Linked DNA regions of Homo sapiens: region 1 is linked to region 2. Evidence: chromatin loops called from intact Hi-C (ENCODE). Cell type or tissue: heart left ventricle. All regions are shown on one strand.

Evidence for each region. Peaks named below come from ENCODE experiments on the same cell type or tissue, not always from the same donor. Only the 100,000 strongest peaks of a DNase experiment are listed, where the experiment ranks them.
Region 1: a loop joins it to region 2, with 5 times the contacts of the local background. A loop is called at or near these places in 6 of 110 quality-filtered maps.

Annotation. Positions count from the first base shown.
Region 1 is chr20:49,962,925-49,967,924 of GRCh38, reverse strand. No RefSeq gene overlaps it. Among named protein-coding and RNA genes, the nearest start is that of SNAI1, 18 kb to the left of the region's middle. RefSeq lists enhancers at 540-1,130, 1,131-1,722, 2,624-2,793. In heart left ventricle, a CTCF peak has its summit at 2,873 (motif pointing left); no DNase peak of the experiment used is centred here.
Region 2 is chr20:50,458,230-50,463,229 of GRCh38, reverse strand. No RefSeq gene overlaps it. Among named protein-coding and RNA genes, the nearest start is that of PTPN1, 50 kb to the left of the region's middle. RefSeq lists a silencer at 2,208-2,327 and enhancers at 2,539-3,039, 4,989-5,000. In heart left ventricle, CTCF peaks have their summits at 2,089 and 2,289 (motif pointing right); a DNase peak (open chromatin) is centred at 2,319; H3K27ac peaks cover 1,423 bases.

The sequences.
Region 1 (5,000 bases), 500 kb after region 2:
CAGGAGAATCACTTGACCCTGTGACCCTGACCCTGGGAGGCGGAGGTTACAGTGAGCCGAGATCGTGCCATTGAACTCCAGCCTGGGTGACAGAGCAAGACTCTGTCTCAAAAAAAAAAAAATATATATATATATATATATATACACACACACACACACACACACACACATATACACACATATATATATATGCACATATATACATATATATAAAACGACCCAAAGACATGTAAGAGTTTCACTGCTGATTGAAATAGTCATCCTGGTTGTCTCAGGGACGGGGGATAGGGGAGGCAGGGAGGGAAAGGGGGGCGGGGGGGTAGGAGTAGGAGTGGCTTCCATTTTCTTCTTTATATTTTTCTTCCCGGTTATTTTTTTTTTAACAAGGGGCATTATAATTTTTAACACTGTGCATTTTTGCATATTTACTTTATTATACCTTACCTGCGTGTTCATGTGTGTGTGTATATATATTTTTATATGCACGTACACTATTATTTTCTAAACCATATCAGAGTGGATTAGAGATGTCATGCCCCTTTACCCCTATACTCTTTACTGTATGTCTGCTAAGAACAAGGACATTCTATTATGTAACTCTGATATCATTATCAAAATCAGGAAATCTAACATGGATCAATTACTTATTCCTTATTCCATAGGCCATATTCAACTGGCCCAATAACATCCTTTATAGCAACCCCCACACCCTCAAAGATTCAATTCAGGATCATGCAGCATTGCAGTGTTGTCAGGCATCTGTAGTTTCTGATGTTGACATTTTGGAAGATTTGTGGACTGTCCCTCAATTGCATTTGCCTGGTGCTTCCTTATGATGACACTGAGCTTGTATGTTTTCCTGCCTGGAACCACAGAAGTGGTGCTGCCTCTTCAGTGCATCCCATTGAGTCATCTATGGTCTGTTCCATTATCTGTGATAGTAACTTTCATCGCTTAGTTAAGATGGGATTAGCTAGGTTTCGCCACTAGCAGTGATTCTACAAAGTCACTAATTTTCCCTTTCTAAATAATGTATGTGATCATCTGAGACCATGTAAATAGACTAGTTTTTTGTTTTGTTTTTTGAGACAGTGTATCACTCTGTTGCCCAGCCTGGGGTGCAGTGACGGGATCTTGGCTCACTGCAACCCTCCACCTCCTCAGCTCAAGAGATCCTCCCACCTCAGCCTCCTAGCTGGGATTACAAGTGTGTGCCACCAAGTCTGGCTTATTTTTTACATTTTTTTGTAGAGACGGGGTTTCACCATGTTGCCCAGGCTGGTCTCGAACTCCTGGGCTTAGGTGATCTTCCCACCTAGGCATCCCAAAGTGCTGGGATTACAGGTGTAAGCCACCACGCCCAGCCCTAGATGATTTTTATAATCAGAAAAGGTAATCATCACTTTAAATTCTTGTAACCTGTAAGGGCTGAGCTAGTCCACCGATTCTAATCACCGGGCGCCTCCACCCCACCCCTGTCACAATGTGTTTGCTGTAGCACTATCCGGTCTTTTTTTTTTTTTTTTTTTTTTGAGACGAGTCTCGCTCTGTCAGCCAGGCTGGAGTGCAGTGGCATGATCTTGGCTCACTGCACCCTCCACCTCCTGGGTTCAAGCGATTACTCCTGCCTCAGCCTCCAGAGTAGCTGGGACTACAGAAGCATGTCACCACGCCCAGCTAATTTTTGTATTTTTAATAGAGATGAGGTTTCACCATGTTGGCCAGGATGGCCTCGATCTCTTGACCTTGTGATCCAACTGCCTTAGCCTCTCAAAGTGCTGGGATTACAGGCATGATCCACCGCGCCCTGTCTTTCCGGTTTTACATTACATAAGGACTTTCGAAATCAGCCTACAGATAGATTTCACCCGAGGCTTTTTTAAAGATACAGATTCCCAGGCCCCACCAATTAGAATCTCTAAGGCAGGGACCTGAGAATAGATTTCTGTAGCGAGTGCCTTCCAGGTAATTCATCTCTTCAGGCCAAATTAGGGAATCACTTCACTTCATAGTAATGTTTAGTCATCAAACATTAACAGCTAGCCTGCTGGGGTGGGGTTGGGCCCTGGGAGGGCTTAGGAATGGAGGGGACAAACAATAGTGACATTGGTAGCTCGCATTGATTAAGCACTTACATTGTGCCATGCTCTGGATTATTTCACTAAATTCCCACAACTCTACGAGAAAGACACTTATTAGCCCCATTTACAGATAAGCACAGATTAGAATAACTTGTCCAAGGTCAAGCTAGTGAGTGATCAGCTGACCCCTAGATCAGCTAGTGAGTGTGGATGCTGGGAATAGGAGACTCCACACAGTCTGTGTGGGGGACTATACATCTAATCGCACCTCTGCACTGGAATATCAAGTCTCACTTCTTGTCCTGGGCAAATGACCTCAGCTTCTCTGGGCTCCATTCCCTCATCTGTAAAGGTAATGCTATTTAGTATCCCTCCACCAATGCTGGCTAAGATAATTCCATGAGATCCACTTTCCTGGAGAAACTGAATGCCTGGTTTTGATCACCTTTCAGGGCCTAAAGTGGGGAGGATTAAATCAAAATTATTGTCAGGAACCAGGAATGAAAATAATTACCATCATTGTTGCTATTCTTGTATTCATAGGGCCCAGCTGAGCCCTGCATGAGACATTCAGCAGAAGACACCGCAGAAAGCCAAGGAGTAACAAGGGAGGAATAAAGGGACCACATTGAGGACCTGAGCAGGTCAGACCCCACCTGGCAGTAGCCATCTTGCCTGCCCACCTGTCTTGCCTCCTCTGCCTTCCAAGTTCCAGTTTCATGTGCTTCCGATTTGAGGCCCTGCCTCCCCATGGTGATGGACAACAGGAAGCCAGAGCCAGGGGGTGACACTGCCCCCTTCAGGCTCTCCTTACCGCTGCACCAGACTCCTTCCAGGGTGGACAAGCTGCCATGGAAAGAAAGTAACCACTGGAAATTCTTTTTTAGTTCTATTTCAATTCTAGGAACATTTATTGAGTCTACCCGGGGTCAGGCATGGAGGCCGGTGGTGCATAAGACAGACACAGCCATTACCCTCAAGAGCTTAATTTCTTGTAATTGGACAAATAACTTAATGAGAAGGTGTGAGTTGCCTGGCACAGAGCAGATGTTCAGAACATTTGTTCTGCAAACATGTCGAGTAGGGTTGCTAGAGTTAACCAATAAAAATACAGAATGCTCAGTTAACTGTGAATTTCAGATAAACAGCAAATAATTTTTAGGATGAACATTCCTGGCATTTACTTCCTGGCCTGCTTGTGCAAATTATTCACACTCGTATGCAATATTTGGAAAATATTTATACTAAAAAAGTATTTGGCCAGGTGCGGTGGCTTGTGCCTATAATCCCAGTACTTTGGGAGGACAAGGCAGATCCCTTGAGCCCAGGAGGTAGAGGCTGCAGTGAGCTGTGATGGTGCCACTGCACTCCAGCCTGGGCAATGAAGCAAGACCCTATCTGAAAAAAAAAATTTTTAAAAAAGGCAAAGATGGGCCTGGGGCACCAAATATTCCAGAGGAAAGGGAACGTGTGTACTCCTTGAGGTGGGGAACATGACCCACTTGAGGTGCAGAAAGAAGACTTGTATGGGGCTGGGCGCGGTGGCTCACCCCTGTAATCCCAGCACTTTGGGAGGCCGAGGCAGGCGGATCACCTGAGGTCAGGATGTCGAGACCAGTCTGACCAGCCTGAGAAACCCTGTCTCTACTAAAAATACAAAATTAGCTGGGCATGGTGGCGCATGCCTGTAATCCCAGCTACTCGGGAGGTTGAGGGAGGAGAATTGCTTGAACCTGGGAGACAGACGTTGCGGTGAAGCAGGTTGGGTTGCGCCATTGCACTCCAGCCTGGGCAACAAGAGCGAAACTCTGTCTCAAAAAAAGAAAAAAAAAAAAAAAAAGAAGGCCCGTGTGGTTGGAGTAAAAAGAGTGCAGAAGTAGATGTGAAAATATCAACCTAAATAACAGAGAGAGAGGCTCTCTAAAAGAGAAAGGGTCCTCAGCCTCCTGAGTAGTTGGGACCACAGGGGTGCATCACCATGCCTGGCTAATTTTTTATAGAGGTGGAGTCTCGCTATATTGCCCAGGCTGGTTTAGAACTCCTGGCCTCAAGCTATCCCTCCTGCCTCCACCTCCCAAAGTGCTGGAATTACAGGTATGAGCCACTGCACCTGGCCATATACAGTATTTTAAGATAACAACCAGAATCATGACTGACACAGTCACACAAGAAACATCAGACTTTTATAAATTGAATATAATCTTTAGAATATTCACATTAATTGGCCGGGCGCGGTGGCTCACGCCTGTAATCCCAGCACTTTGGGAGGCCAAGGTGGGTGGATCACAAGGTCAGGAGTTCGAGACCAGCCTGGCCAACATAGGGAAACCCTGTCTCTACTAAAAAATACAAAAAATAAGCCAGGCTGGTCGTGGGTGCCTATAATCCCAGCTACTCAGGAGGTTGAGGCAGGAAAATCGCTTGAACCCGGGAGGCGGAGGTTGCAGTGAGCTGAGACTGTGCCATTGCACTCCAGCCCAGGCAATAGTGTGAGACTCTGTCTCAAATTAAAAAAAAAAAAAATTCACGGCCGGGCGCGGTGGCTCACGCCTGTAATCCCAGCACTTTGGGAGGCCGAGGCGGGTGTAGCATGAGGTCAGGAGATCGAGACCATCCTGGCTAACACGGTGAAACCCTGTCTCTACTAAACAAAATACAAAAAATTAGCTTGGCGTGGTGGCGGGCGCCTGTAGTCCTAGCTACTCTGGAGGCTGAGGCAGGAGAATGGTGTGAACCTGGGAGGTGGAGCTTGCAGTGAGCCGAGATCGTGCCACTGCACTCCAGCCTGGGCAACAGAGTGAGACTCCATCTCAAAAAAAAAAACAAACTCACATTAATAAAATATCCAGATAAATTTAACTTTAGAAGAGATTAACATAACCAAAATTATGACAGATAATATTAGGTATCTATGAATTT
Region 2 (5,000 bases):
AACAGAGGGATCGTTTGAGCCCAGGAGTTCAAAACCAGCTTGGGCAACTTAGTGAGACTTCGTCTTTACAAAAAAAAATTTAATTAAAAATAAAAAATCAGCCAGGCATGGTGGCAAGTGCCTATAGTCCCAGCCACTCAGGAGGCTAAGCTGGGAGGATCACTTAAGCCCAGGAGGCAGAGGTTTCAATGAGTGGTGATCGCATCACTGCACTCCAGCCTGGGTGATAGAGCAAGATCTTGTCTCAAAATAAATAATTGATTAGAGAAATAATAAAAAAAGAACAAAATAAAAGTCGCTTCTAATTCACATCAGCCACCCAGAGATAAGTGCTATTGACACGTTGGAGCATATCCTTCAAGGCATTTTTCTCTCTGTCATCTATCAATGCATTAAAAAGTTCCATTTTTAAAAACTAACAAGGGATTGTATTCATATGCAAAAATTCAAAAGATACCAAAAGATTTACAGTGGGTCTTCTCCCTCTAATCCTTAACCCCCATCCCCAGCTTTAAAACTCCAAGCTTCCCTCCCCAGAATCCATTCTGGTTATCATTTCTTGGGGATCATTACAGAGACATCCAGAACACAGATAAGCAAATATGTGCGTGGATTCCTGTACTCATTTCTCTAAATAGAAGCACACCACACACCCTGTTCTGCACTGGGATTTTGTTTTTTTCAACTTAGCAATGTACCTTGGCAGATCTTTCCAGATCAGCACTAGGAGAGCATTCTTTGCACATTCCATTGTCTGAATATAATAATTTATCTAACAAGTTTTCTGGTGATAGTCACGGAGGTATTTCCAGGGTTTTTCTGCAACAAACAATGCTGCAATTAGTATCCCTTTCACAGAAGTCTTTCCATGTATTCAGAGCTATTTCTGATGGATACATTCTTAGCAACTGAATCGCCCAGTCATAGGGCAGGTGCGTTTAAACATTTTGACGCTGGTTGTCTAAATGCTCTCTAAGGTTGTACCTACCAATCGTCATTTGCACCGGCAACCTCCGTGAGCTCTGGTTTCCCCACGTCCTAGCCAAGGCCAAGTATGATTGGACTTCTTGATCTTGGCCTTGCCGATAGGGGAAAAAGGTGTTCACCATAGTTCTAATCTACATATTCATTGTTTATATGTTAGATTGGACATTTAAAAAATACGTTCAAAGACTGTTTATATTTCTTTTCTGGTGGCAAAGCATTCAAATTGTTAGTCTATTTTTCTCTTGGATAATTGTCTTTTTGTTGATCTGCTAGGGATTTTTATATACTAAGAAAATGAGGTATTTGTTTCTCATACATGTTATGAAAGTACATATTTTTAAAATATAGATATATCAGGCCGGGTGCAGTGGCTCACACCTGTAATCCAAGTACTTTAGGAGGCCAAGGTTGGAGGATCACTTGAGTCCAGGAGTTTGAAACCAGTCTGGGCAACATGGTAAAACCCTGTCTCTACTAAATATGATGGCAGGTGCCTGTAGTCCCAACTACTTGGAAGGTTGAGGTGGGAGGATTGCTTGAGCTTAGGAGGTGGAGGCTGCAGTGAGTCGTGTTCACTCCAGGCTGGTTAACAACCAAGATTCTCTCTCTCTCTCTGCGCGCGCGCGCGCACACACACACACACACACACACACACACACACACACACACACACACAGATAGAGTGTTTGTATACAATGTTTCTGAGGCCTGTGGTCATTTGATAATATATTGTGCATCCTTTCCCATATCTGTATTTCTTTGCAGCAAAATTATTTGTTGATAGTCAGTGAAAAAAATCACTCTGAGTACACTGGAAATTCATCAAACACAAGTGGCTATGAATTGCTATGAACACAGCAATAACAAGTATCCGAGAGGAGGCTTGTGAAGCATCTCGTATGTTTCATCTGTTTATGCACTTAATTTAATCCTAAGCATCTCGTATGTTTCATCTGTTTATGCACTTAATTTAATCCTAAGCATCTCGTATGTTTCATCTGTTTATGCACTTAATTTAATCCTCCCAACGAAACTGTGACATAAATAACATCATCCCCATTCCAGATGAGGAAACTGAGGCCCAGGAGAGTCATGGGATGTGTCCAAGGCCTCCCAGATGGTCAGTGGAAGATCTGAGATTCAAACCTATGTCAATTTGTCTTTGAAACATTGGCTACCGCCTTCCATGACCTTAAATTCCCACATTCCCAACTAGTCTGGATTAAACACCCGGAAGGTACGTCCTCATCCTCCCCTCCCACCACCCTGGGCTGGGAAGAGTCATGTAGTTTAGGGCTGGGCCACCAGGAGGCGCTAGGGACAGACACATTTCTTGCCTGTTGTATGGGGCTGGGAGCAGGCTGGGGCCAGGCACCCTGGGACGGGGCACTACTTGGGGCCTGATGATCCTGAGGGCTGAGGTGGCTCAGGCCAGAGGGAATGGCTCCTGCCACGTCTAGAGGGAATCACCTCTGGCAGCCTTCAGGGACTCCTAGATATCTGGCCATAGCTCAGCCCCTCTGGGGACTTGGACTCCTGTAGATCCGGGTTCCTCAGCCTCAGCACGTAGTACACGGGGCGGAGTACACGGGGCAGCAGAATCTTTTGCTGATCTGTCCTGAGCCTTGCAGGCTGTTCACAGTCTCCCTGGCCTCTACCCATAAGATGTTGGTAGCCCCTCCCCACCCAAGTTGTGACAACCCCAGATGTCTCTAGACATTGCCAAATGTCCCCTGGGGGGCACAGTTGACCTTGGTTGAGAACCGCTGCTGTGGACGCTCAGGGTAGGCAGATCACACACATGACGGGAGCCAGCCCTGTGTAAGATAATAGCAGCTCACACCTAGAGAGCCCCACGGAGAGAAAATCATTGACACTCTATGAGGTGGGGACTGACACCACCTCTGCTTTACACATGAGGAAACTGAGGCCAGAAACGTTCAGTGACTTGCACGAGGCCACACAGCCGGTATGTAGCACAGCCGGGGGTTGAACCCAGGCCATCAGGCTCTAGCATCTGTGCCCCTAACCACTCAGGCAAGATGCATTGCTGGTCCATCGAATCCACAGGAGTGTTCTCCATGGCCACAAAGAAATACTTCTCTCCCAATTTCCTCTTTACCTAAGTTCATTTTCCACTTTTGACCAAGAGCCACCTGTAAGAGATTTTTCATTTTCCTTGTAATGGTACTGAGAAAAACACCAGCCCAAACTGCCATGATAAATGGCAGTGGACACAACCCCAATAGCAGGACTGCATTGTGGAGCAGTGGGGACCGTGAGCACTCAGAGGCTCAGCCCCGTCAGTCCTGGTATATTATTTCCTGGTATGGGTGCCGGCCCAATTTTGCAGGAGAAATCAGAAATCTAGATTTTTAATGTGAAATTTCCTAATTTTAAAATAATGACAATTCAAAAAATTAAAAACCCTGTGAAGATCAAACAAAATATGTCTGCAGCCCAATTTACCCTGATAACTGCCAGTTTGCAATCTTTCCAAAGGGCACATTCAATGTCCAGGAACAAACCCTGAAAGGTGAAACCCTCTTAGTGCCCTCTGCCTTTCATCATTATTTATTTAGTTAGTTCTTTTTGTATTCAGTCACCCATTTATTTTATGCATGCATTCCACCCACCCAGTCATCCACTAATTCATTAATTTGCCCATCTGTTCATTCATCCCTCCATCCATCATCCATCCTTCACCCACCCAACCATCCATCCATTCATCCATCCACCCATCTATCTGTTCATCCATCTCTCCAGCCATCATCTATCTCTCATCCATCCATCCATCCATCCTTCCTTCCATCCATCCATCCATCCTTCCATCCATCTGTTCATCCTTCCATCCATCCACCGACCCATCCATTCATCCACCCATCCATCCATTCATCCATCCCTCCATCCATCATCCATCTCTCACCCATCCATCCATCCTTCCATCCACCCACCCATCCATCCATTCATCCATCCCTCCACTCATTATCCATCTCTCACCCATCCATCCATCCATCCATCCTTCCATCCATCCATCCACCCATTTATCATCCACTCACCCATTCATCCATCCATCCATCCATCCATCCATCCTTCCTTCCATCCATCCATCCACCCATTTATCATCCACCCACCCATTCATCCATCCATTCTTCCAGCCTTCCATTTGTTAACATCTACTTTAGTGGAAATGGAAAAAAAGATGACAAATCACAGACATCACAGACAAGGATAAAACCAAATGGTGTTAAAATCTGCGTGTGTGTGTGTGTGTGTGTGTATCTCACTGTCACCCAGACTGGAGTGCAGTGGCACCATCATGACTCACAGCAGCTTCAACCTCCAGGGCTCAAGAGATCCTCCTGCTTTAGCCTCTTGAGTAGCTGGGAGTATAGGTGCATGCCACCATGCCCAGCTAATTTTTTAATTTTTGTAGAGATGAGCTATCACTATGTTGCCCAAGTTGGTCTTGAACTCCTGGACTCAAGCAATCCTCACGACTTGGCCTCCCAAAACTTTGGGATTATAGGCCTGAGCCACCACATCCAGCCCAAATGGTATTAAGTTCAGACTCTGTCATTGATCAACTGGGCAACCTTGGGCAAATTATTACACCTTTTGAGCCTCAGTTTCCCCGTCTGTGAAATGGGGCTAACAGTAGTACCTTACTGCTTGCAGGCAGGTCTTCAGGGTTAGGCAGGTGAGGCGAGGTAACATACGCGAGTAGGGGGCAGGTGGTGAGGCCCTTTTTTTTTTTTTTTTGAGGCAGAGTCTCGCTCTGTCGCCCAGGCTGGAGTGCAGTGCCACGATCTCGGCTCACTGCAAGCTCCGCCTCCTGGGTTCACGCCATTCTCCCTCAGCCTCCTGAGTAGCTGGGACTACAGGCGCCCGCCATCATGCCCGGCTAATTTTTTTGTATTTTTAGTAGAGACGGGGTTTCACCGTGTTAGCCAGGATGGTCTCATTCTCCTGACCTCATGATCCGTCTGTCTCGGCCTCCCAAAGTGCTGGGA